Linked DNA regions of Homo sapiens: all the other regions are linked to region 3. Evidence: read pairs that join two places in POLR2A ChIA-PET (ENCODE). Cell type or tissue: GM12878. All regions are shown on one strand. Each heading gives the region's core, and the rest is flanking DNA. Links, peaks and the distances in the headings are about the cores only.

What was found. ChIA-PET counts read pairs that join two places held together with the same protein. Peaks named below come from ENCODE experiments on the same cell type or tissue, not always from the same donor. Only the 100,000 strongest peaks of a DNase experiment are listed, where the experiment ranks them.
Region 1: POLR2A ChIA-PET joins it to region 3 with 5 read pairs; 2 of 35 experiments call an interaction of 5 or more read pairs at or near these places.
Region 2: POLR2A ChIA-PET joins it to region 3 with 5 read pairs; 3 of 35 experiments call an interaction of 5 or more read pairs at or near these places.

What each region holds. Positions count from the first base shown.
Region 1 is chr12:33,034,873-33,045,124 of GRCh38, forward strand. No RefSeq gene overlaps it. Among named protein-coding and RNA genes, the nearest start is that of PKP2, 140 kb to the left of the region's middle. In GM12878, for the core only: no CTCF peak of the experiment used is centred there; no DNase peak of the experiment used is centred there.
Region 2 is chr12:32,612,711-32,622,962 of GRCh38, forward strand. It overlaps FGD4 (FYVE, RhoGEF and PH domain containing 4), which reads left to right. Exons shown (of 17, transcript NM_001370298.3): 11 at 6,988-7,160. Among named protein-coding and RNA genes, the nearest start is that of DNM1L, 61 kb to the right of the region's middle. In GM12878, for the core only: no CTCF peak of the experiment used is centred there; a DNase peak (open chromatin) is centred at 5,060.
Region 3 is chr12:32,516,951-32,527,202 of GRCh38, forward strand. The region is part of intron 1 of FGD4 (FYVE, RhoGEF and PH domain containing 4); the gene reads left to right. Among named protein-coding and RNA genes, the nearest start is that of FGD4, 120 kb to the left of the region's middle. RefSeq lists an enhancer at 6,438-6,938. In GM12878, for the core only: no CTCF peak of the experiment used is centred there; DNase peaks (open chromatin) are centred at 6,081 and 6,191.

The sequences.
Region 1 (10,252 bases), core at 3,362-8,361, 520 kb after region 3:
TTTGTGCTGGTTGGCCTCCTGTCAAGGAGTGGTGCTTTCCAGAAAGGATCAGCTGTGATAGTGTGGAGAGGGACCAGCGGTGGGCAGGGCCCTAGAACTCCCAAGAGTATATACCCTTTGTTTTCTGCTATCAGGGTGGGTAGGGAAGGCCCATCAGGTAGGGGTGGGACTAGGTATGTCTGGACTCAGAATCTCTTTGGGCAGGTCTTGCTAGGGCTGCTGTTGGGGATGGGGGTGAGATTTCCAGGTCACTGGAGTTGTGTAGCTAGGAGGATTATGGTTGCCTCTGCTGAGTCATGCAGGTTGTCAGGGAAGTGGGAGAAAGGCATCAGTCACAGGCCTTACCCAGCTCCCACGCAAATGGAGGGGCAGGTCTCACTCCCACTGTGCCCCTCGCAACAGACCCAAGTCTGTTTCCAGGCAGAGGGCGAGATGGGCTTGAAAACTTGCCCCAGGCTTTCCACCTCCCAGAGTATTTGGGGTGTCTCCTGGGTCCTACAGGAGCAGTCCATTTCCTTCAGAGGGTCTGTGGGTCCTCTCAGGATGGCTTTTTTTTTTTCTTGCAGTTGATATGGAGCTAAAAATTCAGTGCTAGCCTCTGCATACTGCTCTGTCCATAGCTGCAATCTAGTCCTGCCTCCCATCCACCATGATCCCCAAGCTCTGTAAGTTATATAACTAGAGAGTTCTGTTTACGAACATTTGTCCAGTTTGCCTCATACAACCAGGTCTAGAATGAAATAAATAAGAAACATGGCTAGCTATCATTTTCTTAAAGAATTCTAGGCAAAAGTAAAAAAATCTTCTTTGATAGGGCATTCAATTTAGAAATATCTTCTTTATAAGTAACTTATACTTCGTCCTGTAGTCAAAGGGTATTTATTTAATACCAGGAATATATCTTCACTGGAGCAGAGCAGCCTTAAGTTGTCCATGAACCCATGGCTTAGATAATCAAAAATGTATGAAAAATCACCCAACCTCTTGCTTTGGTGGATATCAAGTAGACTTTTCTCCCTGTGTTTGTAGTAACACATCTCCAATCTTCCTTGATTGGGGAAGAAAGTTAATGCTTTGGCTTAAAAACCTTCATGTTGAACTCTTAGGAAATTAGAGGAGAAATGAGTAAAAATAATATTAACTTATTGAATCCACAAAAGTTAGTAATTTAAAGTGGAAATAGAATGGAAATAGCTACATATTACCTTTGCATCATATACTTTATAGGCCATAGAATACCAAATTTTCTTGTCTTTTTTCATGATTCCTAATTTCCTATACTTTGTTTTCTGTTGGTATTCACTTCAATGACCTTATCTTAACATAAGAGACTCAAACTTAACATGACTTTTGAAGAGGATCTTGCTAAAATCAAAAATAAAGACAAATGCTTTATAACTTTAATATATGATAATCTGCTAAATACCAAAGTTGTAAGCTTTTAAAGAATAATCTATATTTTCCATACTCCAATTGAAGTTATTAAAAATGAATTCTATATTTAACATTATATTAAACATTTCTATTATTTAACATTTAAATTAAACAAAGTGTCAAACACGTTAGAAGTTTTGGGTTGCAGTGCTTTTTTCATGTTACCCTTTATATCATGAAGAACATGATTCTCACAGATTTTGACTGTTGAAGAGCTGGAAGAAATGAATTGGAGGAGATAAAACATATTGCAAAGTACACTGAGTCCCATCTTCTTGCAAATCATCTAATTAAATCATGCAAATCTAAGTTCTAGTCATATTATTATAGCTCTTTCACAGAAAAAGAAAAAGACACAGGAATTAAGGAACTTGCTTATGTTCACATAACTAATAGGAACTGGGATTGAGATTCAAACCCATTGACATTCCAAAGTCAATGTTCTTTATGCTGCACTACATGACCTTATAATTTAATGTGTGTCTATTCTTTTACAATGTTTGGGGTGCATTTCCATCTCAGGAGAAAATTTCTGACAATGTATTGAGTGGGGAACTGATGACCAGAGTTAGGTTGTTATCATCAGCAACATGAAAGAATAAATACATGGATTCTTTAGGTATGTGTTAGGAAATTAGATTCATGATGGTAGCATGGGTCGCTCCCTGTCCCACTCTCTCTTTGTCTCTTGCCATTTCAATGGAGTAATCACCCAAGTTTTCTATTTGTGTTCTTTAAAAAGGAACAGCAATTATTATTTCATTTTCCTCTCTTTACTTGTAATATATTCAGAGAATTGGAAAGGAGTGTAATCAGTCCTGAAGTGGTTAACTTGACTCTTAGAAATCAACAGAAGTTGACAGAATTAGTGTTTTAACCTTCTTGTTTAGGGTTTTCTTTTTCGAAGGTCTGCAAATCCCATTTCTCAAAATCTTTTATATAATTGTTTGTGATAGACAGCCTGCTGTTCCATGCCTCTCTCAGTCTAGATTCAATAGAGAATGATATAAAAGTAACAAATGACAAAATCATTGTTTTACAAGAAGAAACATGACATTAAAACCCAGAATAACAAATAACTTCAATATAGTTGAAATATTCCAGAGAGGTTAAAAGCTTTCAATGAATTCTATTAAAACTGAGAAGAAAAGAAAATAATTAAAAAATAATTATTAATGTCTACAAAACCCCTTAACAAATATTCACTGACATATTATGCTAGTTTCTCTTAGTGTAAAATATGGGTTTGAAAAATGTGTTACTTCAAGTCTACAAATATTCTTTTGTAAAAGTAAAGATGGCTTTTTTTGGGGGGTGGGGTGCAGTTTATGGAAAAATAAGCTCAGAAATTGATTCTAAGCATCTTGCAATTGCAAATATGAAGGCAAAGTCTCATTCTGGCACTGAGGTTGTATTGTCAATAGCTGATACAAATATTTTCTAGTTATTTTTCATTTTCAGAATTTTTATGAAAATTATCTAATAATCAAATATCTTTGAAGCATCAACATTTATTTATTTTGCTTGTTTTACTGAAAATCTCTTAGAACTGTATTTCTGTTTCTTTAGTATATAGGAAAGCCCTAGCTCAATTTTTGTTTTTGGTTTTTGCAACTCAGGTTTATTATTACAAAAGTCAGTTGTTGCATCACATGGAAATGCAGTAATACAACCAGGTGCTCCAACAACCCATTTGCCTGACTTCTATGCTTTGAGTGTATTAATATTTTGAGGATATTATTTAAAGATTTTCCATTGCCCTTTTCCCCCATTCTTAGATCTTCAACTTTGCTTTTTTGCTATTGTCAGTATAGCTGATTCCAGTAATTCAGTGGAAGTCCTTTTTGTCTAATATTAGGCAAGATGGTTGATTATTAATTAAAAATTGTTAAAATAGGCCTTGTAAAAATGTTATATACATACAATATATATTTTATTTTAACCTAAAATATATAAACATTTCTGTTGGCCACTGTTTTCATAGAGGCCCATGGCTTATTCCTTGCATATGGGTTCACTGATAGGAATGCTAAACTTTCCTACATAAATCGGACACATAATGCATTATTTGACATCTCAAATATCATTGGCCAGGTATGAAATGAATTAAACTTGTTATAATTGTGTTTAAAATAAGAATTAGTGGATCATAAGTAAAGCAGCATATCATCAAGCAATACTGATTAATATTTAAGTTCCAAAATCTGTAGTCATTTTCTATTGTTACTGTAGCAATTTGCCACAAACCTAGTGGCTTAAAACAACACGTATTTATTATCATATGGTTTTATAGGTCAGAAGTCCAACACACATCTCACTGAGCCTAAATCAGGAGGTCAGCAGGGTGGCATTCCTTTCTTGAGGATCTAGGAGAGAATCTGTTTCCCGATTTTTTTGCAGCTTCTAGAGGCTGCCCATGTTCTGTGGCTCATGCCTTCCTTTCTCCATCTCCAAAGCCAATAATGTTGCATCTCTCTGACCATTTTTTCCATAGTCACATCACCCTTTTTTCATAGCTGGGAGAGGTTTTCCACTCTTAAAGACCCATGTGACTAGATTGGACCCTTCCCTGCCTCCACTTTATCCAGAATAATCTCCTCATCCCAAGGTCTTTTACTTAATAATATTTGCAATCTCTTTTGCCATGTAAGGTAACAGATTCACAGGTTGAAGGAATTAAGATATAGACACCTTTGGGAGGGGGTATTATTCCTCTTACCACAGTTTGCCCTATGTGTCCCAAATTCATATCAATCCCACATAGAAAATAGTTTCACTCCATCCCAAGGTCCCACAAATTCTCAATTATTGCATCAATTCATGGTATAAAATCTCATTATCTTAAAAGTCCAAAGTCATTATTTAAGTCATCTAAATTTAGTATGCGTGAAGCCATTGGTATAATCCATCCTGGAGTACAATTTCCCTCCATCTGTGTACCTGTAACACTCAAGAAACAAGTTATCTGCTCCAAAAATACAATGGTGAGATAAGTACAGGATAACAGTTATAAACATTTCAGTTAGAAGACAGCTGCATATCCTATTATCCTTTTATTTTATTCTTCCCTTGCCTTCTCAGTAGTTTTCTAGCTTCTCTTTACTGCCAAATTCTAAGACACTTCCACATTTTTAGGTATTTGTTAGAGCAGTACCCCACCAAATCTTATTCAACCCTTCACTACAACCCAGCTTAGGCAACCTATACTTTTTATTAACCATATGTTAGTTTTGCCTATTCTAGAACATCATGCAAATGAATTCATACAGTGTATACTCTGTTGGGCTTCTTTTACTTAGAATAATGTTTTGGATTTTTTTTCATGTTCTTAGTGTCAGTAGGCAATTTCTTTATATGCTGAGCAGTTTTCTGTTGTGTAAACACACCACAATGTGTTTTTGTATTGTGTTGTTGAACATTTGGATTGTTTTCAGTTTTTGGTTGAATAAGTTGATAGGAACATTCTTTTCTTTGCTTTTATTTCTATGGGGTAAATACATAATAATGAAAATGCTGTGCCATAGTGTAGATGTATGTTTAGCTTTTAAGACGTTGCTTGTATCATTTTAAACTTCTGCAATGGTATGGTATAAGAAGTATGGTTGCTCTATTGGGATGGTCAACCTGCTTGGTTTTATCTTTTTTGGTATATGGGTATAGTAACACCTCATTGTGGTTTTAATATGCTTTGAATTGATGACTAACGATGTTGAGCAACTTTTTATTTCCCTTCTTCCCCCAAACTACTTTTAAGACTTCCTCATTATTACTGGTTTTTACAAATTTGTTTAGGTTGTACCTTGACACAGTTTTCTTTGTGCTCATCTTACTTGGGGTACTTTGTGTTTCTTTGTTCTGTGGACTGAAAATTTTTTGACAAGTCTGGAAAATTTTCAGTCAATTTTTCTTTACCTATTTTATTGCTCTTCTTTCAGTGGAGCTTCACTTATACATATTTTAGACCATTTGATAGTGCCCCATAAATCTTGAGACTCTTTCCTTTTTCCTTTTTGGCCTTATTTTCTCTCTTTAGTTTGTATATTTTCAATTGCTTTGTCTTTAAGTTCACTAATCTTTTCTTCTGCAGTACTTGCAGAAGAATATATATATATATAATTTTATTTATTATTATTTTTTATTTTAGACTGAGTCTCACTCTATAACTCAGGCTGGAGTGCAGTGGCATGATCTTGGCTCACTGCAACCTCTGCCTCCCAGGTTCAAGCAATTCTCATGCCTCAGCCTCCTCAGTAGCTGGGATTACAGGTGCCCACCACCACACCTGGCTAATTTTTGTATTTTTAGTAGAAACAGTTTCCTCTTGTTGGCCAGGCTGGTCTCAAACTCCTGACCTCAAGTGATCTGCCTGCTTTGGCCTCCCAACAGGCTGGGATTACAGGCATGAGCCACCGTGCCTGGTGCCTGGCCAAAAATTTTAATATATTCTAATATCTGTTTAAACATGTTTTGTCTATCACCTTTATTATTTGTGTATTTCTTATTTATATTAATTGATTTTTCTCCTGGTTTTGGCTTACCTTTTTATGTTTCACTTATCTGGTTCTCGAGTGTTTAGATTTTGTATCTATTCTTTAAAAGGTCTTTGTTATGGCAATAGTTACATTTTGAAGAACAGCTTGATTCCTTTGGGCTTCCCCCACCCCACTGAGTTTTGTTAGTAAACATCTAGAGTTACTTTTACTCTAGGGTTAGGTTAACCCTGCTTCTAAGTTGTGGTCTTTCTAAAGTCTCTACTGAATGCCTCAGTGTTCAATGAGGTTTCTTCTTCTGGCTGGATGGAATTTAATATCTCCCAGTCCTGGGTAAGCTTTGGTAGTTCCCTAATATTTGTTTTTTCCCTAGTAGCTGTTCTTAGCCACATATATCTTATTATTAACTAATGTGAAGCTTATTAGTCAGCTAGAGATTTCTAGAATTCTCTCTTTCATGGCTTTTCCCTTTCAGGTATTCTGCTCTTCAAATTCTACCTACCTTGCATCTCAGAAGTCTGCACTTTGTCTCTTCAACCTAGTGACACCTCCATAGTCCATGTTCCCTCTTTCTGTGCAGCAGTCTTGAAAGCGACTTCAGGCAAAAAGTTCAGTAATTGTATAGCTTACTTCATTTGTTTCCTCTTAGAATTCGAACCTATGCTGCCTGTTGTTCAATATATGAAAGCAGTTTTTTCATATATTCAGTCCAGTATTATTATTTTATATAACAAGAGGGTTAATTAGTGCCAGTTTCTCTGGTATCTGGGTTGGAACCCATGATGAATTTTTGAAAGCATATGTCAAACTGTTACTAGGAACTTTTGTTTTTGTTGTTTTTGGAAACCTAGATTAACTTAGAGTCTAAATAATTTTTTCATAAGTCTTCACTAAAGGTATTAAAATGAAAATTGCCATTAAGTTAATTACTGCACAATTTATTAGGGTGGTGCAAAAGTAATTGCGGTTTTTGCTATTACTTTTCATGGCAAAAACCGCAATTACTTTTGCCCCAACCTAATACAAATGATGCAAGATAATCTTTCTTTATATTCATTATCTTGATGACATCTAGATTCCCCATTTAATTGGAGATATAAAAAAATTGGCAGGGTTCAGAGACACGCCACTCAAATGCTTAAGAGATTATATTAAATGACTTCCTTGACATATATATGAAGAAAGATAAATGAAACTGAGCTTACTTAGCTCTCAGAAGAAAGAATTTAGGAACAGCATAGTTACCAGAATCATAAATATCATGATATAGAGGCTATGACCACTTATTCTTGAACTCCACTAAGCCGATAAATATATTTAAAGCATAAAGGGAAGATTTGCATAATGTACAAAGCTAAATGTCCTCCAAAAGTTTGCTAATTGGCTGTAATTTGGGGGGATGTTGTGAAATATTTCCCTGCCTGAGAGATGAACAAACAGCATGGCTTTCTCACTGCAAGGTAACTGAGACATTGAGATTAGCGGTAAGTTAAATAAACGACCCAGGTTCCTTTCAGGCCTCTCATTCTAACAGTATTAAGGAGACTTTTCTTCTGCTTCCTGACAACTCCTGTCTAGATTTTATGAAAATTGCTTGTCTTTTTTTTCCTTTTATTAGATGCTTTTTTGATATTCCTTTTCGGTTGCCTGGTGTCTTTCAAAACAGTAAAACCAGAGTTTTTGGCCTTCCTGATTTATTTTTTTCTAAATGGGAAAGTTCTTACAAAAATATACACCAGCATCTATATTTGCATGCAAAATCAAATATTTCTGGGGTTCATTGCAGTAGAGTCCAGGACAAACTGTCTCCATAATTTCTCAGGAAAAATTTTTGCTTGAAAGAAAAATGATAAATTGATATGAATTATTTTTCAAATATAAAAACAATTTTCCAACATCTGCCAAATAGATTCCTTTAACTTTTTAATTTTCAGACATCTGTTTATGAAAAACAAACATATTAAGAATGTGACTTTCTTTCAGTACTCCTTTTGAACATTATTTATCTCTTTAAATTTTCTTAAGATATTTGAAAATTATATTGGCACAAAATATATTTTTTCCTCCCATAGGAATAGAGCTCAGTAGTTGTTTTTCAGCCAGAGGGCATGGTAATGTTTTTGACAATTATTCTAAGGAAAGGATCAAGTTCAAATCCTTAGAGGATGTGTTAAAGCAGTATTGGATTTACAGGGAAGAGGCTTTTATTCAGGACAAAGAATACAATCTTTGATTTATGACTATCTTTTTCTGTTTAGTATTTGTTCCATATTGTTACATCTTCTATAAACATGCCTATTGGGTACTCTTTTACATAATATAAATGATCGTGAAACTCCATGTCCCCTCAAATATCTCCTTAATTAATTACTATAACAATATAATCTTCCTATTTAACTCAATCATTAAAATTTGGAGGAAGGTGAGGAAAACAGGTAGAATGGCTTTTAGAATGCATCCATACACTTTGGAAGAGGAGGTATTTGGCAGGGATCAGGAGGCAGAGGTAAATGCCTTCATTAGTCGTCTCCTGCAGATTACTTTACTGGATTAGCTAATTGTTACTTAGCAAGTTATCTGTAGAAATTGAGCTTGAATGGTAATATATATTTTTGAGGCAGGTTTATTTTGGGAAAATTTGTAACATAAAAAAGTACCTGTGATAGTGCTTCTTATGTGCCTGCAGATGTTAGTGGGAAGTGTGATTGAATCTGGGCAGGACTAGCAGGAGGAGGCGAGAGGACCCTAAAATGGCATTTGATTGTCAGGGCTGATTTGACAAATCTAACATCTGGTTGACAGTAGTAACACCTTCCAGTTTTACCACTTTGTGCCCGTCTCTTCTGATTTTATGAATTCAGTTGTAAAAGAGAACATTCTCAAACAGAAGGCAGAATGTTAATTATTATTACTATTTCAAGAGTATAGAGTATACCTAGATAAGTCTTTTCTGCTAGTGCTGCTAAAATAATGGCCCTTGGCACATGGTAGGCATGCAGGAGATATGTATGGAAGTCTATGACAGCAATTGATGTGTTGGTGCAGATGAATCTCTAAGGACTAGAGTATTGAAAACAAACTCAATTGATGTTGATAAAAGTAGTTTTTCCATATTATTCTTAGTTGACAATTATAAGGATCAGGATCAGGACCTAGATGAGGCATATTTTGGATAACTACTCTAATGGAAGCACGAATAAGACGTCCTGTTTGAATGTCTGTTATAGAACTTATGACATACTGTCATGTATTAGAGTTATTTAAAAGCTAGACTATGAGTGGCCGGAAGGCAGAAATGCTGTTTTATCAATCATTGCATTTGCAAAGTTCTTGCTCTAGTGCTTTATTAGAGGGAGTTCAATCAATGCTTTCTAAATTCAATTGAATACAACAGCAGGCCCCAACCTTTTTGGCACTAGGGACTGGTTTAGAGGAAGATGATTTTTCCACGGATGGGGGATGGGGGTTGGGGGGATGCTTTTGGGGTGAAACTGTTCCACCTCAGATCATCAGGCATTAGAGTCTCATAAGGAGCATGCAGCCTAGATCCCTCATATGTGCAGTTCACAATAGGGTTCACACTCCTATGAGAATCTAATGCCTCTGCTGATCTGACAGGAGGCGGAGCTCAGGTGGTGATGCTGGCTTGACTGCTGCTTACCTCCTGCTGTGTGGCCCGGTTCTTAACAGGCCACCGACCAGTACTGGTCCATGGCCTGGGGGTTGGGGACCCCTGGAATACATTATGCTGTCTCCTGACCTCTAGCTTCAAATAATTTGTTAAGTGAAATAATGGCATTTGATACATCCTATTGCAATATACTCCAATTCTAACAACAAAAGGATTACTCATGGGATGAGTGGATTAGTGACTGAATGGATAGCATAGCGATTCATTCATTTTTTAACCTCAAAGGTACAATAAATTAGTCTCAGAAGAACTTCTTTTAAAAAGGCAAAATGAAACAAAACAAACAAAAAGCTCTGTTTTATTCCCTAGTGAACATAAAAATGCATGTAATTCTCTGGTACATGAAGAAAAAAGGTTCCTCCTTTTAATATAAAGTAAGGCAATAAATGAACTTTATATATTGTATTCTGAAACTTTAAAAAAGATTAAAAAATTTAAAGTCTCCCTCCTCTATCTCATTAGCCTTTCAAAAGGGGGATAAAGAATCTTGCTAGTCGTCTCAAAACCAAAACATATTCTGACTTTATAATAGATTTTTAGAGACCTATGAAAAGGAAAAGCATAATACAAAAAATGGGATTTTATTTACATCTTGAGTGAAACATCCTGATATATAAGTGATATATTTCATGAACAA
Region 2 (10,252 bases), core at 2,329-7,328, 95 kb after region 3:
ACTATTTTTAATCTTTCTAGGCTAAAAATATATATAAGCCTGGTTGTAAGTCTTGTGTCTAAAATATCTATGGGAAAAGTACATGAGTTCTCTACACAGTTCTTTCTCACTGCAGTCAGTCCTTGACCCTTTCCTTCACTTCCTGGAAATGACAGTCTGGGGCTTATCTCAAATATAAGAGCACTTCCTGGGGCATCCAGACAATTTTTTTTTCTTTGGATTCTGTCCACCTGACCTTTACTCTTTGTTATCCTAATGAATTTCAATTCCTTTCTATATCTAATAAGATGATAATAAGAATCATAATAATATGCATTGACAAAGAATAAGCTAACATTGAATAATAGCTTAATAAACGTTAGCTTTCATTCTAATTGTTATTAAAGAGAAACAGACACATGGGTGAAAAGGCTGCCTGGTGACTGGCATACAGTACGTTCTTAGGATGTTATTCATGTCTGACTTTTCTGCTCTGAGGCAGTCATCTCACCCACCATAGCATGAGTTGTCATGGGGGCTTAGAGGCTTCTGTGTCTGTTTCCAGTCTCCATTGAAAGGAAAACTTAGGAACTAATTGTCATGCAGAGGGGTGTTCAGTACAAGGGGTCTTGAAAAAGTTCATGGAAAATGCATGTTATGAAAAAACTATGCGTAGATTTCAAAGCTTTTTTTGCAACAAAATAAACCCATAGTAACTTGTTATAACATGTCTGAACAGTATCTGGTTTGGGGCACTAAGAAGGATAAGACATCAGTTTGAGGCCAGGCACAGTGGCTCATACCTCTAATACCAGCACTTTGGGAAGTTGAGACAGGAAGATGGCTTGAGCTTAGGAGTTCAAGACCAACCTGGGTAACATACAGAGACCTCCCTGTCTCTACAAAAAATTTAAAAATTAGCTGGGCATGGTAGCTTGCACCTGTACTCCTAGCTACTTGAGAGGAGGAGGATCCTAGCTACTGAGGCAGGAGGATCTCTTGAGCCAAAGAGTTCCAAGGCTGCACTGAGGTATGACCATGCCACCCAGCCTGGGTGACAGAGTGAGACCCTGTCTCAGAAAAATAAATAAATAAAAAATAAAGACATCAGGTTGAAAAGAGCCCCTATCAAAGCAACATGAATTCTGTTAAAATTGAAGCAAGAACAAACATCAAACTTACGGTGAAGTTTGGATGCAAAAATGATAAAATCATTGACACTTCATGAAAAGTTAATGGAGACAATGCCGCAAAGAAATCAGCAGTTTACAAATGGGTAACTAATTTTAAGAAGGGACAAGACATTGTTGAAGATGAAACCTGCAGCAGCAGACCATCCACATCCTTTTGCTAGGAAAAAGTTCATCTTTTTCCTGCCCTAATTGAAGAGGACTGACAATGAACAGCAGAAGCAGTAGCCAATACCACAGACATCTCATTGGGGTTCATCTTGCACAAGTCTGACCGAAAAATTAAAGTTAAGCAACTTTCCACTCAATGGGTACCAAAAATGTTGCACCCAGATCAGCTGCAGACAAGAGCAGAACTTTTGGTGGAAATCTTAAATAAGTGGCATCAAGCTTCTAAAGCATTTCTACAATAAATTGTAACAGGAGATGAAACATGGCTTTCCCAGTACGATCCTGAAGACAAAACACAATCAGAGCAATGGTTACCAACAGGTAGAAGTGGTCCAGTCAAAGCAAAAGAGGTCCAGTCAAGAGCAAAGGTCATGGCAGGGGTTTTTTGGGATGCTCAAGGCAATATGCCTGCTGACTTTCTCGAGGGCCAAAGAACAATAACATCTGCTTATTATGAGATGACTTGGAGAAAACTAGCAAAAGATTTTAGCAGAAAAACACCCAGGAAAGCTTCTCCAAAGAGTCCTTCTAAACCATGACAATGTTCTTGCTCATTATTCTCATCAAACAAGGGCAATTTTTCGAGAGTTTTGACAGAGAATCATTAAGCGTACACCTTACAGTCCTCTGACTTCTTTTTGTTTCCTAATCTTAAAGAATCTATAAAGGACACCCATTTTCTTCAGTTAATAGTGTAAAAACTACTGCATTGCCATGGTAAAATTCTCAAGACCCTCAGTTCTTTAGGATGGATTAAATGGCTGCTATCATTGATTACAAAATTGAACTTGGTAGAGCTTAGGTTGAAATAAATTTTTTCTTTTAATTCCATTTTTCCACAAACTTTTAAAAGTCTTTTTGTGTCAGTCATGTTTTTAAAAGAATTTGGTTGCTATATGACCCACTAGTTCTACTCCAAGTTTTTATAACTCAAGAAAATTGAAAACATGTGTCTGCACAAAAACTTGCACATCTTTGTCCATAACAGCATTATTCATAATAGCCAAAAAATTTGAGACAACCTAAATGTCCATTAACTGAATAGGTAAACAAAATGTGGTATGTTCATGCAATGAAATAGTATATGTCGAGAAAAAGGAATAAAAACTTATATATGCTACATGGATTAACCTTAAAATGTTGTGTCAAGTGAAAGATGCCAGTTACAACAGACCATATACAGTATGGTTCTATTTATATGAAATGTCCAGAAAAAGCAAATGCATAGAGAGAGGATGTAATTGGTGGTTCCCTAAGACTAGCAAGGAATGGAAAATGGATATGAGGTTTCCTTTTAGAGACATAAAATGTTCTGGAATTGGTGATAGTTGCACAATTTACAACTATCCTAAAAACCATGATTTGTACATTTTAAAAGAGTAAATTTTATGGTATGTGAATATCTTCATAATTTAAAAATGTGTATTTTTACCAGATTAACTATAAAAGTTCTCATTTGTGCTAAACACAAGTACTTCTTTCACGGGTAATATAGATAGCTAAATAGAAAACAAGGATGTGTCATGTTAGGGTTCAGAGTCTTCTTCAGAGGTCTATTATAAAAGATCACATGACTGCCATCGGAAGGGCAGATCGGGGTGGGGTGGGGGTGTGGCATATGAAGCGGGAGAGCAGTGGGGAAGCACCAGCGTCAGGAGGCAGAGGAGCAAGCAGAAAACGTGGGCAAGAGCCTTTATTGTGGTTTCTGCAGGAAGGAATGGGCAAGACAGAGCACCAGGATTAGGATTGGCTAGTTGGAATAATTTCTTTAGGGGTTAGGGGCTGTTGTCCTGGCCCTGAGGTGATTGGGGCAGGAGAATAGTGTCCCAGAGAGTAAGTGTTTAATACAGGGGGTGACTGCGGGTGTGAGTTCTGACTTGGTTGGTTTCCACATGAAAGGCGTGTTACTCTCTCTAGGAATCGGGTAATCCTGGGAGGGGCAGTCCTGTCAGTGTCAACAAGGCCTTAAGATGCCTAAAATCAAAAATACTTAATAAAAAGACGTGCTTAATACATCATTCTAGGCAACATAACCAGGAGCCAATGTCTTTCCTCTGTCTTTGCCTTTCAGTTGCTAGGATCATTTTCCTTTCTCCTCTTCCTCATTAATGTGACAGCCTCTGCAGTTAAACTCTGAGCTCTGGGTCTAACCAATTGCCTCGGCCTAATTTTCACTTCTGGGAGTTGTTTTGGAAAGAGGTTTCTGTTGAATATCTTGAGGCAGAGCTGAATTAAACAGCTCTTTGGAGTCCAGGTGGCAAAGAACCTTGGGGAAAGTGGCAGTCAGTGACTGAGGAAAAGACCCCTCCTGTTCCAGTTACTTTAAGCCATCAAACATATGCCGTTGCCTCCCAGGAGAATGAGGTCACATGGCAGGAATTTTAGGAGAGCCACATTTATTCTTTGAAGACCATCTTAGAAACATTTCCAGTGTCATGTTGGTTCTTTTCATCCACCCTCTCCAGTGCTGTGCTTGTCACAGAATCTTGCCTTGCCAGTGCACATTTATTCCCATGGAACCTCTTGTTCTTTTACTTGTAGAAACTTCAGAAGCACCATTTTTATTTTCTTTTCTCTCTAGAAAGGTAATGAGGGCTAGTTTTCTGTTTCCTACACTTGAGATAATACATTTGTCTGGAAAACCAAACTGTATTTAGAATCTGCTATCTGCTTTTAAATGATCTTCATGTGTTTGCATATTTTCATGCCTCCATACCATACTTTTTCATTGTTTTTTATGTTAATGTAGGATGCTGTTTAATGTAAGCCATTTCATGTTGCTATCACAGAACACCTGAGACTGGCTAATTTATAAAGAACAGGGGTTTATTTTCTGCAGTTCTGGAGGCTGGGAAGTCCAAGATTGCGGGGCTGGCATCTGGTGAGGGCCTTCTTACTGCATCATAACATGCAGAAGGCAGGCATCACATGGTGAGAGAGAGAGAGAGAGCAAGAAATCCACCTCATGGCCTCAAGCCCTTTTATAATCAGCATTAATCCATTCCTGGATTAATTCATAGATTATTGGGGTCTTCATGACCCAAACACTTACCATTAAGCCCCATCTCCCAACACTTCTGCATTAGGGATTAAGTTTCCAACACACGCTTTTTACACATTCAAACCATGGCAGCTACTCTTGAAATAAACTGTCTGACATCCAAAAGTTAAAAAATAAAATAAAATCACCAAATTATCCCACAAAACAACCAAGACTTTTTATTCTTGGCTCTTTGGAGTTTTCTGTTCCTTATTTCCTTGGAATTTGATAGATGCAGATAATTTTTCCCTTATTTAATCTTTGAACACAGAACGAGCACTAGAAATTTTCTCCACCAGTATCCTATTACCTTTGAAAACAAACATTAATGAAATTGTCACTGGTGAGAAAACAAATTGAATTATTTCAGTCAAATATATTTTTAGAGGCTTGAAATAAATACTTGAACAGTAGAGATCAAGAAAGACCCTCCCTGTGTTTTTAATAATATTGAGGCTTGTAGTTTTTAATCACAACCTAGGACTTCTAGAAATTGCCTCGCTAGTCTGAGATTGCTTCACCAATCACTACTTCTAAGCTATGGGCATGAAATAAAAGGGAATCTCCTACCCTGAAAGGGAAAGTCAATGTTCTTCATGCCATAGTTGCTATAACTTCTTTTTTCAGTATCTGGGGAAACCCAAAGAGAAGTAATTATTTGTGAAAGGTGGTGGTGGCTTTTGCTACAGGAACAAGGTTCATGGAGGGAACAGGGCTAGCTACTTGGTTTCTTCCTATATATGACATAATCTTCTTTGTAAGCAATGTTTTCTATCGTGCGGGAGCTCCCACCTTCACCTATGCGAAGAGGAAAAGGATATTTATTGACTAGCATCATATTGTGATCAGAACTATTTTAAGATTCATATAGGATTTTTGACAGTTTAGAATGTGAAGTCCCATTTAGGGAGAATATAATAGAGGGGATGTAGTCCTGAAAGCATGAAAGGGAAGGAGAAACATACACATTTATAAGATAATCTGTCATGTGAGCGTAACTACAAATGGCAAATGCTAAGAACCTTCATATTCATGGACTTATTTCTATAAAACAGCATGAGTGCTGAACTTATAAAGCCAACTTGAGGACAAGTATCGGATAACTCACAAATTTTATGCCATACCATTACATTTGTCACTCAGTTTGCAGGAACAATTTGGTTATTGTTGGTGGCTGGAATGTGTGACCTCTGTCCCTTGTGCTGGTGGCTCTGTAGCTCCTGCAACATTCACAGCTTCAACCAAATATCCTCCTGAGAAGTCCTTGATAGAAGAGGGAAAGAAGTGTTAACAGGAAAAACTTAGCAAGCAAGCTGTGGCCTTAATCAGACGATGATATGGATGGTGATTAAAAACCTTTTGGAGCTTTTTTTCACGTGTTCTAATGAGATTTGAACTAATAAATAGGCTATTTTTTAAAAGCTTAACATTAAACAGTCTGGTTTAAAAAAAAAATTGCTGACCAGATGCTATGTCTCACACTATAATCCCAGCACTTCGGGAGGCTGAGGTGAGAGTATTATTTGAGACCAGGAGTTAAAGACCAGGCTGGGCAACATAGCTAGACCCTGTATCTACAAAAAAAATTTTTTAATTGAGGCCGGGCATGGTGGTTCACGCCTGTAATCCCAGGACTTTGGGAGGCCAAGGCAGGAGGATTGCTTGAGTTCAGGAGTTCAAGACCAGCCTGGGCAACATAGCAAGACCTCATCTCTACTAAGAAAAACTAGCTGGGTATGGTGGTGTGTTTCTATAGTCCCACCTACTCAGAAGGCTGAGGCAGAAGGATGACTTGAACCCAGAAGTTAAAGACTGCAGTGAGTCCTGTAGCCTGGGTGATAGAGTGAGACCCTCTCTCAGATATAATCATAATTGCTAAATATTACTGTCTTCTAACACCTTGTTTTAGACTTGCCCTCTAAGATACATCAATGAGAAATTCTTGTGTTTAAGAACTTACAAAGTTAAGAAATTAAGCTCCTGGTATATCAAAGGTCCTTAGTAATTTGTTGTGAATTTATTGAACTAATTTACTTAGTGCAGTAGTACAAAATTATTAATTTACATAAATATCAATAAAATATGTATAAGCCATGAATGGGAAATATATTTTTCAAAATGTAGGAATATGATTTTTTATACAAGCATAAACCTCAGTGTTTTAGTAAATAATTTTTCTCATGCAGGAAGTACTGTGTTGTCTAGAAATTACTTAGAATTTTTGTCTAGGGCTACCTTTAAAATTGATCTGTTTCCAGCCGGGTGCGGTGGCTCACACCTGTAATCCCAGCACTTTGGGAGGCTGAGGCGGGCGGATCACGAGGTCAGGAGATCGAGACCATCCTGGCTAACACAGTGAAACCCTGTCTCTACTAAAAATACAAAAAAAAAATTAGCCGGACGTGGTGGCGGGTGCCTGTAGTCCCAGCTACCCGGGAGGCTGAGGCAGGAGAATGGCGTGAACCCGGGAGGCAGAGCTTACAATGAGCCAAGGTCACACTATTACACTCCAGCCTGGGCAACAGAGTGAGACTCTGTCTCAAAAAAAAACCTGATCAGTTTCCCCTATTTCTTTTCTTTACTGATATATGTTCTCGTTCCTTGCAGTTCAACAACATGTTGCTGTACTGTGTGCCCAAATTCAGCTTGGTAGGCTCTAAATTCACAGTTCGAACCAGGGTTGGCATTGATGGAATGAAAATTGTAGAGACTCAAAATGAAGAATATCCACATACTTTCCAGGTGTCTGGGAAAGAGAGAACACTGGAACTGCAGGCCAGGTAAGGGAACCATTTCTATCACACTGCTTTCCAAAATCAGGCAACAGAATGAATCATTAAAATAGAATGGCTCTGAGGGTTTTTCTCAAGTGAATGCTGCATATCTCTGGAACTCTGGTTGGATGTAAATGCAGAGCTGTAGGTTCTTGAAAAGCAGGAGTCATGTCTCCCCTCTCTTGATTCCTCCATAGTGCCTAGGACAGTGGTTTGTAGACAATAAGCATTCAGTAAATTGATTAACTCTTCAGAAATACAGGGTACTCAGAGGATGAAATTATTGCCATCAAGTCTTGACTTACAGTAAAAGGTTCTCTCCTAATCCTATGTTCACTCCTCCTTTTGGTCCACAAATGTTTATTGATGCTTATTATTCCATGCTAATCTCTGAGTCTTTCAGATACTCTACATTTTAGGGCCTTAGGGGCAATCAAATGAAAAGAAATGTTCATAAGAGGCAAGGTGGTAAGGGTAAAACTACCGCCACCATAGTTGCAGGATACATGAAGGGAGCCATTAGGGGCTCAGGTGGCCTCTGGCAACCAGGACTTCTAGAAGGTATGGCTCTTCTTATATTTTTATTTATTGATTGGGAGAGAAAGGTTTGGAGTTCTGGCTAACATTCCCCTAGCCATAACCATTTTTTTTCTTTCTTTTTTTTTTTTTTTTTTTTTTTGAGATGGAGTTTCGCTCTCATTGGCCAGACTGGAGGGCAATGGTGCAGTCTCGGCTCACTGCAGCCTCTGCCTCCCAGGTTCAAGCTATTCTCCTGGCTCAGCCTCCTGAGTAGCTGGGATTACAGGCGCCTGCCACCACACCTGGCTAATTTTTTTTTTTTTTTTTTTTTTGAGACGGAGTCTCGCTCTGTCTCCCAGGCTGGAGTGCAGTGCCCTGATCTCGGCTCACTGCAAGCTCCGCCTCCCGGGTTCACGCCATTCTCCTACCTCAGCCTCCCGAGCTAATTTTTGTATTTTTAATAGAGACAGGGTTTCACCATGTTGACCAGGCTGGTCTCGAACTCCTGACCTCAGGTGATCTGCCCGCCTCAGCCTCTCAAAGTGCTGGGATTACAGGCATGAGCCACCACACCCGGCCCATAACCATTTTTAAAGGATAAAAATCCATGAGAACGACTGCAGTTGATCATAGCTACCTCACGCATGAACCCCTGGAATACAGAGTGCTGTCAGGTTTTGAAATACCTGCTTTAGAAAACAGTCATCCAAGCTGGGCTTGGTGGCTCACACCTGTAATCCCAACACTTTGGGAGGCTGAGGTAGGAGGATCACTTGAGATTAGGAGTTCTAGACCAGCCTGGCCAACATGGCAAAACCCCCGTCTTTGCTAAAACTACAAAAATTAGCCAGGCATGATCCTGTTCCTGCACTCCAGCCTGGGCAACAGAGCGAGACTCTGTCTCAAAAAATAATAACAATAATAATAATAAGTCATCCATTTATTGTTCTAATGCATGGCCTGGTAAAAATTTGGATGCTTCAGGAGGTCACAGAGCAGAGGGTGAAGAACCAATCCTAGCTGTAGTGGTGTCAATATCCCAGAATCCACGGAGACTCAGAATGTTTTTCTGCTCCTTTCCATCATTAGCTTATGTTTCTGGCTGCTCAGGTGAATTTACCCTGGATATTCATACTTAGTAACTGCCTAAAAGCTGAAATTTCAGATTTTAAAAAGAGAAATCATTTTAACAGGAATCTGTGCCCAGGGAGTCCAAGAATTGGTGAATTTACAGTTTTGGAATGTGGGCAGGCTGGGAAAGTTTGAAGAAACAGCCAGTTATTTGCTTTTCCACAGAGAATATATACTGAACTTCCTTTTCCTTAGGGAGCAGGTAGCATTTGAAACTTGCCTTTGAGTGTCATTGTTTCCCTACCTCATGGTGGGTTTGGGCCCTAGCCCCTCAAACCCAAGGGCAGAATATATGATGCTCTGCTGAAGGCTCTTGACTGAGTCCTCACTCAGTGGTTGATTTACTGAGCTACTGGCCCTGGCAACAGGGAACACTTTTTTTTTTTTTTTGGAGACAGAGTCTCACTCTGTTGCCCAGGCTGGAGTGCAATGGCATGATCTTGGCCCACTGCAACCTCCATACCCTGGGTTCAAGCGATTTTTGTGCCTCAGCCTCCCGAGTAGCTGGGACTATAGGTGCCTGCCACCAAGCCCGACTAACTTTTGTATTTTTAGTGTAGATGGGGTTTCGCCATTTTGGCCAGGCTAGTCTTGAACTGACCTCAGGTGATCCACCCGCCTTGGCCTTCCAAAGTGCTGGGATTACAGGCATGAGCCACTGCGTCCAGCCTCATCAGTAGTTCTGATCATCATAGTTTTCATTGCAGAAAGAATGAAGGCGTTGCTAACTCTGAAACTTCAGCACACTTCCATCTGCAAACCCAAGACACGTGTCTAACTACAGGGTAGATATTTCTCAGGTTTCTTAGTTTGCCTGAATGGATACTTTCAGTCCTCCTTTAGCCAGTTGGGCTATTTTCTCATCAAGATGGGGCTAATTGGTGAGGAATTTTCTTAAGTACAGGCAATCATCACTTTATAACATATCCAACACGGTACTGGATACCTCCCAATTCTTGTTGGAAATATGGTTATTCTGTCTAAAATTTCTTATTTACCTAATCTTATTGCTCTAGTTATATTTATGCTTATATGGTGATATTGAAGATCTGAATTAAGTGATTACTTTTGGTATGATCTATCATGCTCTTTTTTGAGGCAGAGTTTTGCTCTTGTTACCCAGGCTGGAGTGCAATAGCACGATCTTGGCTCACTGCAACCTCCTCCTCCCAGGTTCAAGCAATTCTCCTGCCTCAGCTTCCCAGAGTAGCTGGGATTATGGGCACATGCTGCCACACCCAGCTAATTTTTTATTTTTAATAGAGACGGGGTTTCACCATGTTGTCCAGGCTGGTCTCAAACTCCTGACCTCAGGTGATCCACCCACCTCGGCCTCCCAAAGTGCTGGGATTACAGGCCTAAGCCACTGCACCCAGCCTATCATGCTCTTTTAAGAATGGGACAAACTGAAGTTCCAAGAAAGTCAGAGTGCCATAGGAATTATGTGG
Region 3 (10,252 bases), core at 3,489-8,488:
GTAGATCTGGAAATGATGATAATTTAAATCGGGCAATTTCAGGTCTAGCATAGTTAGTGGGTACCCAAAAAGTTCCTAGATGCTTAGTGAAGCTTCTTTATTAACACATTCAAATCAGCAAGTATTTGTATGCCTTCTTTGTGCTTTGAGCTGAGCTTGTTTTGGGTGCCAGAGTATAATTATAAAAATAGTTTTGTTAAACTGTTAGGTTAATTCTAATTGTTCTCTGTTTTAAATGGCATTACATTCATCTTTATGCATATAGCTCTTTGATTAGGATAGCTTGCCCAGGCGTCACAGGTGGATGATACGCAGTTTTCTGGCATGCAACAGGTATTACCATGTTGCCTTCTCAATTGTCATTTCAATTTACCTGCTACTGTGAGTGCTTGAGGTAATGATGTCTTCAGCACTGGATTTTATAATTTAAAGCCATTTTTTTCTGGTCAAAGTCTAAAAAAAAATTGTGTCTTTATTATATGGAGATTAATTTTTTACACATATATCCTTATTAAATTATCATTACTTTTACATTAGAATTTAATGTCATCCTTAGTTTAATGAAATTTTCAGTATCATAGTTGATGTCCCAGAATCAAACTACAGGATTAGGTAGTCTTCGTATCTAGACTGATGTGTAGGAGATATGATTAGTCTTAGGGCCAGGCACAGCTGCTCACTCCTGTAATCCTAGAACTTTGAGAGGCCAAGGCAGGAGAATTGCTTGAGCCCAGGAGTTTGAGACCAGTCTGGGCAACAAGGTGAAACCCTGTCTCTACAAAAAAATTAGCTTGGCATGGTGGCATGTGCCTGTAGTCCCAGCTATTTGGGAGGCTAAGGTGGGAGGATTGCTTGAGCCTGAAAGGTTGAGGCTGCAGTGAGCCGAGACCATGCTGCTGCACTCCATCCTGGGTGACAGAGTGAGACCCTGTCTCAAAAAAAAAAAGTTTTGGAAGAATTCAACTTGAAATCATTTTGGAGATTCCCTCCCACCCAACCCCCAATATCGTTAGTATTTTTTTGCATGTAACATTTACTGTTTATTCTGCCTACTTTCTGCCATCATCATAGTTTTAACATTGGTGCTATAGCATATTTATGTCAGCTTTATGACTTACTAAGTTTTAGGACTAACTTCAGGATTGACGTGTGTAGACAACATGTACAAGATTCTTGTGAAAGACTATCTGTCTAGGAACATGACTACTGCCTACATTCTAGGAGATGCCTTCTATGGAGCAGTGTTCTATGAAGGGTGGTGTGCCCTACAGGGTGCAAAAGATGAACACTTGGAGAGCAGGAAGCAGGTACTAGACCTTGGAGTTCAAGACCAGCCTGACCAACACGGAGAAACCCCGTCTCTACTAAAAATACAAAATTAGCCGATACTGGTGGCACATGCCGGTAATCACAGCTACTTGGGAGGCTGAGGCAGGACAATCGCTTGAACCCGGTAGTCGGAGGTTGTGGTGAGCCAACATAGCGCCATTTCACTCCAGTCTGGGCAACAAGAGTGAAACTCCATCTCAAAAAACAACAACAAAAAACCAGCCCTGGCATTCCTAATATTTTTGTCCTTTTTCTAGCATTTTTTTCCATCTATGTGTCAGATACATCTATCTATATGGTATATGTATGGAATTCTGAGGAGAGAACAGAGACTGGACAATGCAAGCTCACTTGTCTGTTTTTGTGTCCATGGCATTTTAAGCATGGCTGGTTAAGTGGACTGAGATGATGTTATTTTAGATAGTGGAATTCTGGCAATACTTGGTAATAAGTGACCACAAACATCATAAGCTATTTAATGGCACGATATTTAAACAAGTTGTGAGACTAAAGATACTACATCTTTTTCTTTACAAAAGAAAAAAAAAACAAGGGCCAGGCACGGCAGCTCACGCCTGTAATCCCAGCACATTGGGAGGCCGAGGCAGGCAGATCACCTGATGTTGGGAGGTCGACACCAGCCTGACCAACATGGAGAAACTCTGTCTCTACTAAAAATACAAAAATTAGCCGGGTGTGGTGGCACATGCCCGTAATCCCAGCTACTCGGGAGGCTGAGGCAGGAGAATCGCTTGAACCAGGGAGGCAGAGGTTGCAGTGAGCCCAAGATCATGCCATTGCATTCCAGCCTGGGCAACAAAAGCAAAACTCCGTCTCAGGAAAAAAAAAAAAAAAAAAAAAAAGCCTCCCCACCGCCGCCCCCACCATGTGCCCATTTGCTAACCTTTCATGTGAAGACAAGTGTCTGTCAGTAAATATTTAGCAGGTTCTTACTTAGCAGATATATTTGGAAAACACAGTCTGTCCCTTTGAGGTACAGGTGACATTTGAATGAGTTAGAAAGTAACTGCAATCAGGAGCAGCAGAAAAGTACACTATAGACAGAGCATTTTTGAAATGATTGTTTGGAAATGTTCCATTATTGTGTAATTTTATCACTACAATGGATGTATCTTTTATTTTTAAAATCTTATTTTTTAAAAAACTTATTTCTGCAAGTACACTCAAACTTACATACAGATCTTTTTAACTGTCTTTTAAAATCTTCGGCCAGGTGCACTGGCTCACACATGTAACTCCCAGCACTTTGGGAGGCTGAGTCAGGAGGATCACTTGAGGCCAGGAGTTTGAGACCAGCCTGGGCAACACAGCAAGACCTTGCCTCTGCTTAAAAATAAAATAAAATAAAAAAATAAAGCTGGGCACGGTGGCTCACTCTTGTAATCCGAGCACTTTGGGAGGCCAAGGCAGGCAGATCACTTGAGGTCAGGAGTTCGAGACCAGCCTAGCCAAGATGGTGAAACCCCGTTTCTACTAAAAAAGAAAAAAATACAAAAAGTAGCTGGGCGTGGTGGTGTGCACTTGTAGTCCCATCTACTTGGGAGGCTGAAGCAGGAGAATCACTTGAACCCAGGAGGCAGAGGCTACAGTGAGCTGAGATCATGCCACTGCACTCCAGTCTGGGTGACAGAGCAAGACTCCATCTCAAAATAAAATAAAATAAAAAATCTTTGAATAGTTTTAGTATGTTTTAGAGTAAGTTTTGAAAAATAATGTAATATCTTCTGAGATATTACTATAGATGGAAATTTGCCAGAATAATTTTGAGAAAAACCTTTGTATAACTGGTAGATGGTATTTAAAAATAGGTATTGTGACTTAGTAAGTGCATCCAGTGATAGACTTCTTCCCTTTAGGACGATGAATCTCTCTTCATGGCAGTCATTGAAACTAAGTATGGAAGTAAACTGAGATAGATTTACTCTTCCAAATTGCTGTATTGTGAAATATTTTACAATTTCTTTTTAAATAAACGAATACAAGAGCTTTAAAGAGATTTTAAATGTTTTTGAGTTTTAGCATTTACCTTAAAAGATTTTTTAAAAACAAGCAGATTCAGTCACATTGTTCTCTTAACAATAGTATTTTTACCTCTACCTTGCCCTATTTTAAGTTCTATTGTGGGTTTTTTTGTTTTTTGTTTTTTTTTTTTAGAGATGGAGTCTCGCTCTGTCGCCCAGGCTGGAGTGCAGTGGTGCAATCTTGGCTCACTGCAAGCTCTGCTTCCCGGTTTCACGCCATTCTCCTCCCTCAGCCTCCTGAGTAGCTGGGATGACAGGTGCCCACCACCACGCCTGGCTAATTTTTTTGTATTTTTAGTAGAGATAGGGTTTCACCGTGTTAGCCAGGATGGTCTCGATCTCCTGACCTCGTGATCCACCCGCCTCGGCCTCCCAAAGTGCTGGGATTACAGGCATGAGCCACCGCGCCTGGCCTATTTTTGTGTTTTAAAGTGTGTATCTTAATACAGGAATGCTTGTATCTAACTCTTACCTACATTGTGTGCGAATATGCATACTAGGGGATGCATGCCCAGGATTTATTCTGATAGGGATGTGCCCTCAAGAAGTTTAGAGATAAAGTATTCTAGAAAGCCTTCTCTTACCCTCCGCTCTGTACCTCCAGCAGTCACAGAGCCTCAGCCAAACTTGTCAATTACTATTTTACTTGTTTGCTCTCCCTTTGGTTCCTCGAGAAGGAACTATTTAATGAGACTGTATAAAGTGTTTGAAAACAATGTGCATGGGAGCCATAATAATGAACAGGACAGACAGGGTCCCTGTCCTCTAGAAAAAAGGACATTGCAGGCTGGGCGCGGTGGTTCACACCTGTAATCCCAGCACTTTGGGAGTCCGAGGCGGGTGGATCACGAGGTCAGGAGATCGAGACCATCCTGGCCAACGTGGCAAAACCCTGTCTCTACTAAAAATACAAAAATTAGCTGGCATGCCTCTAATTCCAGCTACTCGGGAGGCTGAGGCAGGAGAATTGCTTGAACCAGGGAATCGGAGGTTACAGTGAGCCAAGATCGCACCACTGCACTCCAGCCTGGCGACGGCGAGACTCCGTCTCAAAAAAAAAAAAAAAAAAGGACATTGCATGAATATTTAATTACGTTTGTGAAGAAATGTTCAAAGGAAACAACCCACAGGGAATAATTAGACTTAGTCATATGTAGAGACCTTAACGTCACAGGAACTGAAAAAGCTGGTGTGGCTGAACTGATGGGCAGGACTTTATAAAAAACATTCCCAAGTCCCTAACAATGTGTCCTGTATACTATATTGAGTCCCATATGGGGCTCAGTAATTCTTTGTAAATAAACAAATACAACATCTTTAGAAGGGATTTTAAATGTTTTTGAGTTTTAGCATTTACTTTAAAAAATATTGTTTTCTAGTTTGCCATAGGTTACTCTAATTTCTGCTGTTTTAAACTCGAATCCTTACCCATTTGTGGCAAATAACATTTGCCTCTGCTATCCTGTGCAGAGGATGAAGATAAGCCATACTCCATGAACAGTGAACTGTTTACTAATACGAGATTATTTAAGTTCCACTACTGATGAACTGTTGTGTCTTAAAGGCTATATAGGTATTTTATAATCCTTAGCATAGTACCGAAGACCTGTTTGTTTCAACATGATTACTAAAGTTGACAATATATAGATTGCCAAAATAATAATTAGAAAATTCCAAGCAAATAAATTTATAATTTATTTAGTACCCATTTAAACGTGCATATGATGGAAATGAGCTGTTTTTTAAAAAATTAGTTCCCTTTTTATCTTTGACCTTATTTCCTACCACAAATTCAGTAACTTACAAAGATATTTAAAAGCTGACTAAATTTGCATCTACTAATATTCTTTTTTCTTTGGAATATTATTACTGTAATATACTTCTGAGATTGTATTAAAAAAGAAACTGCATGTGTAAGATTATCATTATCTGTTGTGGGTGGGGGTGGATACGTAGAGTGGATGATTTGCAAAAGACAGGAAGATCCTCGTTATATTTAGGGTATCTTTTCTTTCCACATTCTGAATTTGGCCTTTAAGAATATTCGGGCCAACACAAAAGGCCCAAGTTGCTGCTGTTACCCCAGCAAGCTGTGCGTTAGGGTCTTGGGGGAAGGAAGATGATAATTAGAAGAAATTTGGATCAGGCAGCTCATCAAAAAATAGAGAAATGAAAGCCTTCCTTCTTCTCTCTCAAGTTAGTAGCAAGTAACTGACTGTACTTTATCCTTTGTGTGACCTGGCAGGGGCAGAACTAACGTTTTATTTTCTTGAAGTCTCAGAGGAGCCTTTTCTGGAAGCTGCATGGTTATTTCAAAGTTGGAAAAAATAATAGGTTCCTGTGGAAATTTATGAAAACATTTTTTCTTGACTTCCTTCTCAAAACCTTGGGTGATTGATAGAGGGAGCATGGTTTAGGAACCATATTTTGAAAGCAAAGTGGCAAGAGATGAGGGGTAGAGCCTTCAGGCCTTCTGTGAAATTGAGATTGCGTTCTAAGTGCAGTATGCAGCCACTGAGGCTTTTGGCAGGCACTGATGAACACTTCTGTAAACCACAGTGTTTGCAAGTCTGCCACCAATTTCCTTGCTACAAAGCCTGAAATAATATCCTTTCCCTCCTTTTGATGCCTAATGAAATCCTACTTATCCTTCAACATAAAGTTCAATCTTCCCTTCTTCAGTGAAGGAGGTAGCTATCTGGACATTTAGGAAGGAGAGCATGAACTGAAAAGGGAACTTGGTACTGGAATCTTCTGCATAGTGGAGTAGCTGTAAACCCCCTCCCGGGTCTGTTCCCCAGAGCAGAGAGTGAAAAAAGAGAACAGAGAGGAATAGTACAAGCAGTGGAGTATCTATCATAGAGTTGACTAAGCATGAGCATACAAGCTGGGAAGAAGCAAGGAGAGGCTGCTGAGGTTGGGGAGCATAAATTTATGGCAGAGAATGTTTGCAGTTTTTGAAAGTGTGGTAAAATGTGCATGACATTTACTATTTTGAATATTTTTAAGTGTGTGGTTCTGTGGCATTAAATACATTTATATTGTAGTACAGCCACCACCACCATCCATCTTTAGAATTTTTTCATCCTTCCCAACTGAAACTCTGTACTCATTAATGTAGTAGTTTTAAGCTAGCAATACATGACAACCTCAGAACTAGAACTGTATATGGGTGGACCGAGGACTGTCATGGTAGGTATGGATGAAAGAGATGGGGTTAAAGGACTCTAAAATGCTACACAACGCATTTACTGTTTGCAGGTGGATGAAGCTAAGGGACTGACACGGAGGGATGGAGCAGAGAAGAGAAATAAACTTTTATCTGCTTGCATTTAAGTGAATGATTTACATTCAGAAAATACATAGCTCTGGGCCGGGTGCGGTGGCTCACGCCTGCAATCCCAACACTTTGGGAGGCCGAGGCGGGCAGATCATGAGGTCAGGAGATCGAGACCATCCTGGCTAACACGGTGAAACCCCGACTCTGCTAAAAATACAAAAACAAAATTAGCCGGGCGTTGTGGCAGGCACCTGTAGTCCCAGCTGTTCTGGAGGCTGAGGCAGGAGAATGGCGTGAACCCGGGAGGCGGAGCTTGCAGTGAGCTGAGATCCTGCCACTGCACTCCAGCCTGGGCGACAGAGCAAGACTCTGTCTCAAAAAAGAGAAAATACATAGTTCTTCCGGTTTGAATAGCCACTTGGCACTGATCTACTGGAATCCAAAGAAATTAATAGTAAAGATAATAATAGTTATAATTAAACACCATGTTTGTGCTTAGAAGTAAGATAAATTGGCCGGGTGCGGTGGCTCATGCCTGTAATCCCAGCACTTTGGGAGGCCGAGGCGGGCGAATCACGAGGTCAGGAGATCGAGACCATCCTGGCTAACACGGTGAAACCCCGTCTCTACTAAAAATACAAAAAATTAGTCGGGCGTGGTGGCGTCAGTCCGTAGTCCCAGCTACTCGGGAGGCTGAGGCAGGAGAATTGCTTGAACCCCGGAGGAGGAGGGTGCAGTGAGCCGAGATCGCGCCATTGCACTCCAGCCTGGGCGACAGAGGGAGACTCTGTCTCAAAAAAAAAAAAAAAAAAAAAGATAAATTACCTGGAATTAGTATAAAAGCAAGATTTGATAAGAAACATAACAAATTTGGAGAAAATATTTGTGATATGAACTCCTTTAAAGACAGCTATAATTCAAATAAAAAAAAAAAACAGAAAAAAATATGTGGCAGGCTCACGCCTGCAATCCCAGCACTTTGGGGGGCCAAGATGGGAGGACCGCTTGAGCCTAGGAGTTTGAGATCATCCTTGACAACACAGGGAGACTCTGACTCTACAAAAAAATGAAAAATTATCTGGGCATGGTGACATGTGCCTGTAGTCTCAGCTACTTAAGAGGCTGAGGTGGGAGGATTGCTTGAGCATGGGAGGTCAAGGCTGCAGTGAGCTGTGATCACACCACTGCGATCCACCTGGGTGACAGAGTGAGACACTGTTTCAAAAAAAAAAAAAATGAGCACAGAGATTACAGAAGCTTTTTAAAAATGACTAATAAACATTTATAAACATAGAAATTGTTGATTAGGAAAATACAAAATTTAAACAATGAGGTGCTGTTGTTCAGTATGAAATATCTTATGCATATACTAAGTTGTGTGTTTATGTATATGTCTCTAAAGATTGTTTAAAGAACAAGAGCAAAACAGACTTCAAGAATTAGGATGTTACCAATACATTTGAAGCCCCTGTGTTCTTCTTTCTTTTTCTACTCCCTATGCCTCCCCACCAGAGGTATCTGCCATCCTGAAATTGTTGTCTAGTGTACCTTTGCTTTTCTCCCTCTCCAGAATGAGGGTTTTGTGACCCAACAATCAGATTAGAGTCCTGGCTTGGGCAGGTGCAAGGAGGGCAAAGAGAGAGATTATTTTCTGAGGTGTAAAGTGCCCCAGCCTCATAACAAGGCTGTGAGAGTTATGAACCAGAACTGTGGACAAAAATCATAACATCACACCACATATGGCTATGTGTCCATAACAACATTTTGGAATGTTTTAAAAGTATATACTATATGTAACTGGAATTGTACTTTATTCTGTGTACTTTATTCATTCCACATTGTTTGTGAGAATGGCCTATGTTGATGTGTAGCTGTAGTTCATTTGCTTTTGAGAGGTGACAGCGTGCTGGCAGTCCTCAGAGCCCTCGCTTGCTCTCAGCACCTCCCCTGCCTGGGCTCCCACTTTGGTGGCATTTGAGGATCCCTTCAGTCCCCCACTGCACTGTGGGAGCCCCTTTCTGGGCTGGCCAAGGCCGGAGCCCACTCCCTCAGCTTGCAGGGAGGTGTGGAGGGAGAGGCACGAGCGGGAACCGGGGCTGCGTGTGGCGCTTGTGGGCCAGCTGGAGTTCCAGGTGGGCGTGGGCTTGGTGGGCCCCGCACTCGGAGCAGCCAGCCAGCCCTGCTGGCCCCAGGCAATGGGGGACTTAGCACCCGGGCCAGTGGCTGCAGAGGGTGTACTGAGTCCCCCAGCACTGCTGGCCCACCGGTGCTGCGCTCGATTTCTCACCGGGCCTTAGCTGCCTTCCCACGGGGCAGGGCTCGGGACCTACAGCCCGCCATGCCTGAGCCTCCCACCCACTCCATGGGCTCCTGTGCGGCCCGAGCCTCCGACGAGCACCACCCCCTGCTCCACGGCGCCCAGTCCCATCGACCACGCAAGGGCTGAGGAATGCGAGCGCAGGGGGCAGGACTGGCAGGCAGCTCCACCTGCAGCCCCGGTGCGGGATCCACTAGGTGAAGCCAGCTGGGCTCCTGAGTCTGGTGGGGACATGGAGAGTCTTTATATCTAGCTCAGGGATTGTAAATACACCAATCAGCACCCTGTGTTTAGCTCAAGGTTTGTGAGCGCACCAGTCGACACTCTGTATCTAGCTGCTCTGGTGAGGACGTGGAGAACCTTTATGTCTAGCTCAAGGATTGTAAATACACCAATCGGCACTCTGTATCTAGCTCAAGGTTTGTAAACACACCAATCAGCACCCTGAGTTTAGCTCAAGGTTTGTGAATGCACCAATCGACACTCTGTATCTAGCTGCTCTAGTGGGGCCTTGGAGAACCTGGGTGTGGAAACTCTGTATCTAACTAATCTGATGGGGATGTGGAGAACCTTTGTATCTAGCTCAGGGATTGTAAACGCACCAATCAGCGCCCTGACGAAACAGGCCACTCGGTCCTACCAATCAGCAGGATGTGGGTGGGGCCAGATAAGAGAATAAAAGCAGGCTGCCCGAGCCAGCATTGGCAACCTGCTCAGGTCCCCTTCCACACTGTGGGAGCTTTGTTCTTTCGCTATTTGCGATAAATCTTGCTGCTGCTCACTCTTTGGGTCCATGCTGCTTTTATGAGCTGTAACACTCACCGCGAAGATCTGCAGCTTCACTCCTGAGCCCAGCAAGACCACGAGCCCACTGGGAGGAACGAACAACTCCAGATGCCCCGCCTTAAAAGCTGTAACACTCACCGCAAGGGTCCGTGGCTTCATTCTTGAAGTCAGTGAGACCAAGAACCCACCAATTCCGAACACATTTTAACTCAGATATAGTATTACGTCGCATGAATATACTTTAAATTTACTTATCCATATTCTCCCAGCTAACAGTAAAGATTTTAAAAATTAATAATCTAGTATAGATTAATGGTAAAGGGCAGAGAGGATATATATTGATATGTTTTGGAAGGTAAAGTTTTCGGTAAGTTACCAAAATTTGAAATTCATATACCATTGAGCTGTGAAGTCCATATCTGGTAGTCTATCCAAAAGAATACTTGTGCAGATATGGAGAAATTTACTAGGATGCTCTTTTAAAAAATAATAAAATTA